Linked DNA regions of Homo sapiens: regions 2 and 3 are each linked to region 1. A link is a contact called in ENCODE Hi-C or POLR2A ChIA-PET data. All regions are on one chromosome and are shown on one strand. The core of a region is the stretch at or near the end of the contact, and the rest is flanking DNA. Distances in the headings are between cores, read along the strand shown. Region 1 overlaps STARD13 (StAR related lipid transfer domain containing 13). Region 2 has its middle 160 kb from the start of LINC02344. Region 3 overlaps LOC102723406 (a long non-coding RNA gene).

Region 1 (3,776 bases), core at 556-3,055:
CTCTTTCTCTCTTTGTCTTTATCGCTCTACCTCTGTCTGTCCTCTGTCTATATTGCTCTATCTCTGTCTTCCCTCTCTCTGTCTCTTGCTCTGTCTCTATCTTTCTGTCTCTGTCTGTCTCTCCATCCTCTGCCTCTGTATCTCTTTTTGTCTCATCTCTCCATCTCTCCATCTACATCTGTCTCTCTCTTTTCTATCTCTCTGCTCTCTCTGCTTCTGTCTATATCTCCCTGTCTCCGTCTCTTTCCTCTCTTTCCGTTTCTCTCTCTCCCTCTGTTTCTCTCTCTCTCTCTCTCACATACACACACACACACACTCACTCACACACACACTGTCTCAGCTTGCTCTCAACACTTTGGGAACAAATTTGGAATAAACAAACATAATATTTCCTCTATCACTTATTTAAACCCCCTAATAAAATGGATAATAAGACTTTTTCCAGATTTATCTGACTTGGAAAAATCATGTCCTATGTTTATTCTGCACACTTGTGTCTTCTGTTCCATTTGCTTTGCGATTTTCTTTGCTCGGCTGCTATCTTGATTAGCTGCGTGTACCTTGGTGATGTCCCGTGTTTCCCGCTACCAAGTCCACTTTGTGACTGGCTTCTCTGATGGTCTCTCTGGTAAAGGCGACTCCGATGGAACAGTTTCCAGCTGTCGCACCAGCCCCGGCCGGCCCCAGCATCGCCCCACATCAGCAGCCAGACGGCCAGCCAGCTGAGCCTGCTCCAGCGCTTCTCACTGCTCCGCCTCACGGCCATCATGGAGAAGCACTCCATGTCCAACAAGCACGGCTGGACATGGTGCGTAGCACATTCACCTAGGAGGGGATCCTTGGCTCTAGAGCTAAGTGTGTGATTGCAGAAGCTTCCATGTTTACTTTGTGATATCTGAAAAACCCATTCATTGCCTTCACTGATGATCTCCTGGACATAAGGCATGAGCTCTGCCGTAGCCTCGATGCAGTGGACCCTACAGGAAACATTGCTCTATTTGTAGTTCTCAGTTGGTTTCCAGGGAAGGCAGTCAGGCTCCAAGAAAGGAAAAAGAGACAAGTAAAGGGTGATTAATTGTGAACAGAGGAAATAAAAATAAACTTGCCATAAAATAATCCTGGCAGTTTGCACAGAAACAGCTGTCACTTGTACCTTCTGGCCTGATGCAAAGCTTACCACTTAGAGCATTGATTCATTCAAAGAGCATTTAATTCTTCAAATACATTTCTGCTTTTATTTCATTGGCAAATAGAAACAAGAATATGCAGTAAACCTTGTAATAAGGAATTGACAGAAGCATGTTAGAACTTGAATGTGGACCTATTGTAGATGATTTGGTGGGTTTGAAAAAATACAAAATGTGTCAGTAATTGTTCTATGTTTTATATTATACATATTTAAAAAATCAATGGTGCTTTTATGAAATATTTTAGAAGGTTATAAATTCATGGTCAAATCAATATATGCTTCTGTATTAAAATGTCCTTTGAAAACTACAACTGGCTCTAGAAAAGTAAGATAGAGCCAAGAAATATTGTTCTTCTTTTCTCCCTTCCTTTTCCTCCAACCCCAGCCAGATTTCTTCTTCCTCTTGTAATTTTTAATTTGTTTTGTTTTGTTGGGGACTTTTAAGTGTTCAGCACTTGAGAAATAAGTCTATCACAGTTAAATTGGAAAGTTGTCCACTTGACCTGAAAACAGAGCTACAAATACATTCTGGGAACGTGACTCATGCTGTTTAGTAGCTAGAGATAGCAAGCAGGCAAGGGCCACACAGAGCACAGCAGTGTCCTGTGATTAATGCAGAGAGAATGTTGAATTCACCCCGCATCTGTTGGGTATTCCAACAAAAGCCTGGCTTCCCTCATGCTTGCTTCCAGAGCCTCACCCCACAGTGTGACCCAGGAGGCTTGCATGACCTGGTTTCTGTAAATTCTAGGTCAGTTCCAAAGTTCATGAAGAGGATGAAAGTTCCCGACTACAAAGACAAGGCTGTCTTTGGCGTTCCTCTCATAGTCCACGTCCAAAGAACGGGACAGCCCCTGCCTCAAAGTATTCAGCAAGCACTGAGATATCTACGCAGCAACTGCCTCGATCAGGTAGGGCTGTAACCCCCCCGCTGCTGCCCCACCACCCCCAACCATGGGATTGGATTGAGGGGATGTCAGACTGAGTCAGATCTGCCCAATATCAGGCAAGACATGCCTCACCAAAAATAAAAGGCATTGTGACCTTTATGTAGCAATATTTAATTTGAACAAGACATGTCCTATTTGAGGATGTTTCCTCATTGGCAACTTAAATGATGACCTGGAGTGACTGGGGAAAGTTGACGTTAACAGTTTGTTCCTGGGATGTCTAATTTGCAATCCCTAAAAACTAGAGTTAAGCTATGTACTGTACTGCATTTCCTTTGTAACTATTATTTCAGTGCCACCATTGATTTCACACTGTTCTTTTATCCCTATTATTTTTGAAAAAGAATTAGGTTTTTCATGCCTCCTTTTATTAATTCTTTTTTTTTCCTTTGAAGCAGCATCATGACCAGGAAAACTTAAACCAAACACAGATTTATTTACATCTTTTAAAAATGTGCAAGTAAAATATGAACAAAAGTATCAGCTAAGTCAAATATCCCCTCATTTTATAGAGTTGATTCAATGCTGAAGCTAAACAAAATATTCAGAGATTTGCTGCCTCCGAGACTTTTGGGGCCCACCATAATGGTGGACTGTGATTAAATCCAGAGTGCTGTCCGTCCTGTACTTTACAAAACAAAGGCTTTGCTCCTCCAAATTAACACCCATTAGCTTCTTAGACATTCTGTCCAAAATAAAAGTTGTGTTCTTAATTGATAAATTGCAGCCCTGAATAGTGGGTATATTTCCAGGCAGCTATTCTGTAATAGTCCCTGTTCATCATACTTTTTGATGCCATGCAGAGAATCTGTACCAACCTAAGATTATTTGTACTTTTTATTGATTTACCCTGGTCCTTGGGCTCAGTGGGCAGGAATGAGCTGGCTAGTGATGCTTGTAGAGACCCCAATACTGAGACCACACTTAGAATCAGGCTGGTCTCTTGGTGAACCAGAAATCAATTTTCAGTGCAGAAAAATAGCAGTAACTTCTTCATTTGAAGTTGTCTTTGACTGAACTGAATGTGTGTTCCCCTTTGTCCCTCCTCATTTTTAATTTAGAGAATCTGCACATAACATTTTTCCATATTTGTATGTCATCGCAGAGGGTGGGATGGCTGCTGTCATTGTTGTGAGGATGGCTGTTTAGTTTTGAGAAATGGCCTTAATAGCTTGCCTCTTATTCCCCAGAAATAAGGGTGACAGGCTACTTTTCTAGGGTTCTCTTCTTTGACAGATGCCCCAGCATGAATTGACTTGTGAATCACATCCCAATAGAGTCAGCCAATGAATCTCGTTACTTAAGCAAACATTTTAATTTTTTTAATCTTAGAGGTTTTACTAAGAATACACATTATTCAAAGTTAATGTCCATAGCTATAAACCATTCCTGCCCCCCGTAGCTTCTGAATAATGTGCAGTGCCAATATCATTGCTGTTAGTGGGGCCAGTCTCTCTTTAGAAGCAAAAGTCTTATCAGTAGAGAGAAAGACACAGGGCACCAAAACCTCTTCCACCCCTGTGTCCATCTCAGGTCAATTTTTTAAATCTGGGAGAATGCCAAGATGAAAAACAGTGTGCCGGCAAAGGCTTGGAGGAAGAAGACTCATTTCAAGATATAAATACTGATTCTAAATG
Region 2 (3,724 bases), core at 533-3,032, 370 kb before region 1:
AAAAAAACAGCAATGAATATGTATAAACTGTATCATCACTATCATAATCATCATCATGAAATTTAAAAGTACTCTTCTGTATGTGTACCTGTTCCAGTGTTATAGAAAAAGAGTTAAACATGGAAGCCATTTGGATGCTTGATACTTAAAAACATACTATATGTGCCTATGCATACAGGTGATTCAGATGAATTGATATTACACAAATGTCTGACCTAAACAAATTTTTATAACATGTATAAGAAGAGAAATTGCATAATCAAGTGGGATGATAAGTTAGGGAGAGAACTGTATATTAAAAATGATACCATGAGGAAGTTTTTACCATGAGGATATTATGGAAACTGACCAATTATTCTAAATAAATTAATAATAGTAATAGTAACAATAATAATGAGGCAGTGTTAGCTGCAAATGTATTTGCTATTGTAAATACACTTTATTTTTTAATAAAATAAACTGAGTTTATTTTTAATTTATAAAAGAATAAAGTTTATAATTCATATGTAAATTCTATAATGCATATGTAAATTATAAAATTTATACTATAAATTATATTATGTTTACATTAGAAATTATATAAGTATATTATAAATTATATTTAAATAAGTAGAAATTATAAAATCATAAATTAAAATGATTATAAATATATTATAAAAATAAAATTATTTAAATAATTATTTAGTTAATATAATTATATATTAACTATATATAACTATAATTATATTAACTATACATAATTATAATAATCACATATTAACTATATATAATTATAATAATTTATATTCACTATCTATTATAATAATTATATATTAACTATATATAATTAAATAATATAATTATATACAATAATATATAACTATATAATATAATAACATAACTATATATAATTATATGTAATCATTATATAATTATATATTATATAATTATAGTACATTCTAATTGTATAATATTAATTATGTAATAATAAAATGATTATATTATAATACTTGTCTGAATAAAAAATAAATTATATTAAATGTGGAAAGATTATTAGCTCAAGATGAAAATTGATTTAAATCATCCATTATAAAAGAGGCATGGAAAACAGAGAGTAATACAAAACAATTCAAAACCATGCTCCTCTTCCTTCTTACTAGCTTTATTCAAAGAAAATATATACATGGCAAGTATTTGGCAAATATTTCCATCCTGTTTAGAAGATTGGAAATCTGAGACACAAATATTTAAATATTTTACTCAAGACTAATAAGAAAGTAAGTGATCCACATGAAGAAAGTGTTCAAGCTTTCCCGTCCTTTAACTTTAGTTCATGCTGCCCCTTGTAAATGTTTATCATTTATCTTCAAGGCTTTCTCGAATAGTACCATGTATAGAGGAGCTCATATTATTTGATAAGTTAGCATTTTCTTAACAAGTCTCTAATGTAAAAGACAAGTTCAAAATTCCACATTTCCACTGAGCTGTCCACTTAAAATGGTTAAGATGATAATTGGCTTAAGTGATGTCTAAGAAAACCTAATGTGATAGAGTTCTGAATAGTTTTTTAATTGACAGGTACAATCACAAGAATGGATGAAATTGGGAAGTAAATTGGTTTCTGATATTATTCTCATGTGTTGTGTATTTTCTGAAGTATTTTTATGGTGTACATGTAGGAGCTAGAAGTATCTGGCATTACTATACTTGACAGACAAGCTCAAAGTGAGGCCCAGAGCTAGCGGAAGTGTAGGCAGGAAATGGAGTCACTGAGTCATGTCATGGGAATGCATGGTTAGTGAGCATTGATAACATTCAGACAGACTGCACTGTTGATTTTGGAAGACTTGTCGTGGGAACCCTAAGTAGAGTCTTTTGGGGGCGCATTTGTTTTTATGTTTTCTACTGTGTGTAAGTGGTCTGGACTAGTTATTTCTTTTTTTGGTGCAGCAGCAAAGAAAACCGTGACATTGTGACCTCTATAGAGTGTATCATATAATCTCTCTGGCAATTGTCCTAAGTGGCCAACTGGTCATTCTCATTGTGCTAGCTATAGTGAAATAAAAAAAAAAAGTACTGCTTTTTTGGTCAAAAAGCTATTTTCCTGAAGCCTCCATCCAGTTGCATCTGGACTATAATCTTAACAGTCAATCCTGTTGACCACTGTTCTATCTTCAGCAATCTTCTCACTGGTAGTAGACAACGACCAAATGCAGTGTGTCAAAAATAAGCCGGGAAAGCCCATGCAGAAAGGTGGGGGAGGTAGAGCAGGAGAGCCTTAAACTCTGATTGTTCTGATTATAATTCCTTTTCACGCCCATTTCGTCTTGCAAGTGGTGGTTTATTCATTCGAATCAACAAATATTTATGGGAAGCATGCTAAATGCAAGGTACTGCATTTAGGGGCTGAGGACACAATAATAAAATCACGGCTCTCCTGGAATTTAGACTAGTCAGGTGAGGAAACAATAAACAAAGTAAGTAAAATGTGTAGTGTGCTTATTAATGGCAATAAGTGCCCCGGGTGGGGGTGGAGTTGAAATAACATCAGAAAGGGGATACTGGGTGGCCGGAGTGAAGGTTTGCAGTTCTAAAGTGGTTGTTTGGTGAATGTTGCACTGAGAAGGTGGCATTCAAGTCAAATGGGAAGGAAGCATCTGCTCTGCTTCTACACTAGACCTGGAGTTCAGAAAGAATTGGAGCGCTTTCTGTCCCAGTTTCAAAGGAAACTTGGAAGTGAGCAGCTAACTCTGGGTAATCAGGTATCTTGATGAACACAGGGTTCCCAAAGTGGTTTTGCCTTTTTGGGTTTACTACTCTGTCTGATGAGAAACCCGCACCAAGTCGTTTACGGTCTCATCAGAAATGTCATTAACCTGGCACCAACCTGTGGATTTTTTTCATAGCTGTGTTCCACTCAGACCTACCTTTGACCTTGGGTGCAGCCAACAACTGGCCACTTTCTGTGAATGTACAAGTTTAAGTGTGGGGCTGAAGAGTTAGTTAGAGGCTGAGTAAATCCTAGATTTGAATTTTCTTAACTTCAATATTTGTCTTCTTTTGGATATGCATTGTTTTATACAGTTGATCCAGAAAATAGCTACTTTTTAAAAAACTAATAAACTTTAATTTTTAGAGCAATTTTATGTTTACAGAAAAATTAAGCAGAAAGTACAGCATTCCCAAATACTGCGCACCCCCACAGTTTTCTCTCTTATTAACATCTTTCTTTAGGTGTTAATATTCTGTATTATTTATTACTTATTACTAATACTCCCTATTATTTAGATGTTAGTATGCCCTATTATCTGCATTTGCTATGATTGACGAATCAGTATGATACATTATTATGAAGTAAAGCCATTGTTTACATTAGTGTTCACTGTGTTGCATAGTTCTACCGGTTTGGACAAATGCGTAAGCAGCTTTACTGATCACGTGAGATCACTTCTGTGTTCATTCTGGGACTTTGGAGGGGTTGGGATAGTTGAGTGTGATAAATCAGGCCCCAGACAAGATCCCTGAATCTAAAGTAGGGGTTGTGTGAGTGTCTGAGCCTTGGTTCCGCAAGGAGGCTCTGTTGTGATAATGGGTTTATGGTTCCTAAAAGTCAGGTGATCATGGCAAACTTTTTAGCTGTTCCACCCCTAATCACACACATTGCTGATTCCCTCTGGAAAATTTAACCTGCTTGGAAGTCCGTACATCTCCCAGCACCACAGAACCTTGTTCGACAGAAGGAGGA
Region 3 (3,547 bases), core at 1,017-3,516, 480 kb before region 1:
TGTACTCTGAGAAGTCCAGGCCACAGGAGTTTGCCATTCTCTGATATTTTCTGCAACACATTAAACTGTTTAATGCAAATTTACTCCATTCTAAATTTGCATGGGGCCCAGGAGCCCTTTGAGAGAGAGCTTGAGTGAGACCTTGGGTTGACATATACAGGGCTGTCTGATGGCCAGGGTGAATGGGTATATTCCCAGAAGGGGAATAGACAAGAGAAAAAGAAAACAGCCTCCCTGAAGTGATGCTTCATGGAGAAGTCTTAAAGGATGGTGCGGTTTTTGCAACAAGGTGTGGATGAGGCAGGGAGTAGGGGCTTCCAGGAGGCTGTGCCCCTGGCTTTCTTTCCCATCTTGAGTGTGGATCACCGTGTCTGATGATCAGACCGGTCAGGTTGTGCCCTAAACAAAGGCACACACACACAGGAAGGCATCATTCACATTGTAGGTTTGTGCACACTTTCTTTGCAATTTTCTGCCAGAGGAAAGTCAAGTGTCTTAAGGACTCGCCTAATTCTTACCAAGGCACTGTTGGAAAGTCAAGTGTCTTAAGGAAGGGGTGACTTTCCTAATTTTTACCAAGGCACTGTTTAGGGTAGGGGAAGCCCTGGCAGGGACCCTTGGAAGAAGAGGGCTGTCTATAGTGGAAAAACTATCACATTAGGAGCCCAATAGTTCTACTTTAGTTCAGTATCTTAGTTATTTTAGCCCCTTAGAACCTAACACAACACCTGGTACATATTTATTCAGTAAATTGGATTGATCAATGCCTATGGGTTTTTAAAGTTTTATCCAGGAGGCATCACAGATCTCATTTGTTCTTTATTCCTTTTGTGTTCTCTTCCCAGACTTGTGGTTTTGTCACAAGGAGATAATATTTTCAGCAAAAAATATAAACTTTCCCTCAAGACACAAATTAGAAAATATGGTGGTGCGGTCCCTGGTGAGGAAGCCATCCTTCCAGGCCCAGAATTTCCTGCCCTGTCCATTTCCAACTTATCATAAATACTTTCCTGACCCCTAAAATGCAGGACACTGATCAACTCAGTTAAGAAGTTTTTATTTCAAGCCTGCTGGGCTTTACAAAGGACTGCATTTGACTCTGGGCATGGATTCAAAGTCCTTTTGAATAAATGACCTGCTTATCTAGCTGTCAAAATGTGGACCTCACTGGCACTCTTAACTATAGCCCTGATTCAAGTTTATGTGCCAGAAACGGAACTTCTGTCTTTCAAATTCAACAAGGTCTTCAGACCATGGCCGCCTTGCACAATATGGACCAGCAGTTGCTATTAGAGCAACTAAGGGTATTTACGGTTTATTCAAATAATGTAGTGCAAAGAATAGGAGGTTTGAAAGCCTGGCGAGGAGTGGAAGAATTGACTTCCATAAATCTAGGGCCCTAAAAATACCTTTTTTGTTCAAGCGTTGGAAAGAATTTTGTCGACCTTTCTGCTTCATTGGCATTTCTTTACGTTTTCCTGGTAACCAGAGACAAGTTGCACAATCGGTGTGGCATTTGGCTCCTGATTCTGGGGGAGAGGGAGCGCTGTCTGCTTTTTCAGCAGGCCCAGCACAGTGGAGCGCGGAGCATTCAGCACTGGGGGAGCCTGCCAGCAGCTGGCCCTGCCAAACTAAACAGGAATCAGCGCGGACAAAGGGAAGATTATGTGGTGGAAAAAGGATACCCCGAATTAAGGCAGGAAAGCCACGTCAATTATATTTGGAAGCGGTGTCTCTCCCCCGGGTTACAAAGCCGTGTCTCTAAGATTTCTGAGGATGTTGCTGTTTCACCGAAAGCTCACCCACAAAAGGTCAGTGGGTGGAGTTCAAACAAAATGCTTTTTCTCTTATGACTTCCTGTGGATCTTGATATCTCGCCACAAGTCTTTCTGCCACCACTGTGCCCTTCCATGCACACTAGTCACAGCAGGAGGAGGACAGGAACGCGCGCCAGGAGCGGATTAGGGGACGTGAGCAGGCGACCCTGGCAGAGGTTCTCCGCGCAGTGGCCCGCGGTGGGCTGGGCGTGCTGAGCACTGCGTCCCTGCTTCAGTCCTGATCTCAGCGGAAGAAAAATAAAAACACAACAAAACTCAAACCAACAAAACACCTGGGATTTCCCGGCCACCAGCCCCAGTGAGTGCCCCCACAGGATAAGCTCTTACTAACTCCTCCTGGTGGCCCCAGGCTGACCTCTGCAAGGTTACTGTTGGGAGTTGAAGGCAAAGCGGCCTGGCCCACTGCTGGTGATACCCAGGCTAGGCTAAGTCTCCTGAGGACACGTGGAGGCTCAGCGCAGGCGCAGGAGCAGCGCGGGGCTGGGAGAACTGGCAAAGCCACCTGCGGTGCTGTGCCCAGGGAGTCCATGATTCTTCTCTCCTCCTGTCTCCTTTTTCAAAATGCAAAATAAAATGAGAAATTTTGTTTTTAACAATAAAAGTAACAAATATATCATCACCAAGATGTTTAGATGTTAGTATTACTGGAAACAACTTGCTTTTTTTTCTCCTTAAATAAGTAAGACTTTGAAGATACAGTAAGGCCCCACCTTCATCCCTCCCCTCCCCAGAGTGAACCTCCTTAAATTTGTCTATATTGTTCCCACGTGATTTTTCTTATTTTTTCCATGCATAGTTTTATTTAAATATGATCTTGCATGGTTTTTAAATTTATGTAAATGATATCCTTTAAATATCTTTTTACAATTTACATTTTGCACTTAACCGGCCACTTTAGGAATTTATCATTGTGAATATCAATGTAAATCTAGCTTTAAGATTGTTTAATAAACTTTTCAATAAAAACAATTATTTTTTAAATCGATTCTATTCAGGAGCATGACTTTTTTCCCCACTTTTTAAATTACAAAGAATACAATTAGCATGTTTGTACATTTACACTAGCACACATGCCTAGTGTATATGGGAGTAGACCCTAAAGAACGAAGAAGTAGAGGCCGGGCGCAGTGGCTCACGCCTGTAATCCCAGCACTTTGGGAGGCCGAGGCGGGCAGATCACGAGGTCAGGAGACAGAGATCATCTCCTGGCTAACACGGTGAAACCACGTCTCTACTAAAAATACAAAAAATTAGCCGGGCGTGGTGGTGGGTGCCTGTAATCCCAGCTATTTGGGAGGCTGAGGCAGGAGAATGACGTGAACCCGGGAGGTGGAGCTTGCAGTGAGCCGAGGTCCTGCCACTGCACTCCAGCCTGGGCAACACAGCGAGACTCCATCTCAAAAAAAAAAAAAAAGAAAGAAAGAAATTAGAAGTAGAATTCCTGGGCCATAGGTCAGTTTCAACATTGCCAAATATTGACAAATTGCTCTCCAAGAGGGCTATGTTAATTTTCAAGCTCACCAGCAATGATCAAGATTTTCACCAAAACTTAGTGCACCCGATTAATTGTATTTGCTGACATGACGGTTTCAAGTGGTACCTGGCCGCTTGACTTTTCAATTCCGTGAGAACTAGTGAAGTTGAGCATATTTTCATATGCTGTTGTCCATTTGAGCTTTTTGCTTAAGCTGCGTATTTACATACTTTGC

Evidence for each region. Hi-C counts contacts between places; a loop is a spot of excess contacts on that map. ChIA-PET counts read pairs that join two places held with the same protein, here RNA polymerase II (POLR2A). Pooled maps may share reads with other maps.
Region 2: a map of endothelial cell of umbilical vein shows a loop between it and region 1 (11-fold over the local background). The contact joins two enhancer-like sites. A Hi-C loop is called at or near these places in 1 of 168 maps with a recorded cell type or tissue (endothelial cell of umbilical vein) and 1 of 50 pooled maps. POLR2A ChIA-PET finds 5 or more read pairs at or near these places in 1 of 52 experiments (A673).
Region 3: a loop to region 1 is called in a pooled map, with 3 times the contacts of the local background. The contact joins two enhancer-like sites. A Hi-C loop is called at or near these places in 1 of 168 maps with a recorded cell type or tissue (ascending aorta) and 4 of 50 pooled maps. POLR2A ChIA-PET finds 5 or more read pairs at or near these places in 1 of 52 experiments (activated T-cell).

Annotation. Positions count from the first base shown.
Region 1 is chr13:33,124,405-33,128,180 of GRCh38, reverse strand. It overlaps STARD13 (StAR related lipid transfer domain containing 13), which reads left to right. Exons shown (of 14, transcript NM_178006.4): 6 at 635-808; 7 at 1,941-2,100. Among named protein-coding and RNA genes, the nearest start is that of KL, 110 kb to the right of the region's middle. Within about 2 kb of position 1,805, at least 25 of the 41 ENCODE cell types and tissues checked have a DNase peak (open chromatin) inside an H3K27ac peak, as active enhancers do; they include A673, ascending aorta and endothelial cell of umbilical vein, where a contact is called at or near this core.
Region 2 is chr13:33,493,054-33,496,777 of GRCh38, reverse strand. It overlaps a transcript of STARD13 not described here. Among named protein-coding and RNA genes, the nearest start is that of LINC02344, 160 kb to the right of the region's middle. Within about 2 kb of position 1,782, at least 5 of the 41 ENCODE cell types and tissues checked have a DNase peak (open chromatin) inside an H3K27ac peak, as active enhancers do; they include A673 and endothelial cell of umbilical vein, where a contact is called at or near this core.
Region 3 is chr13:33,609,275-33,612,821 of GRCh38, reverse strand. LOC102723406 (a long non-coding RNA gene) reads right to left here. Exons shown (of 6, transcript XR_007063750.1): 5 at 2,194-2,389; 6 at 1,044-2,055. It also overlaps a transcript of STARD13 not described here. Among named protein-coding and RNA genes, the nearest start is that of RFC3, 210 kb to the left of the region's middle. Within about 2 kb of position 2,266, at least 25 of the 41 ENCODE cell types and tissues checked have a DNase peak (open chromatin) inside an H3K27ac peak, as active enhancers do; they include ascending aorta, where a contact is called at or near this core.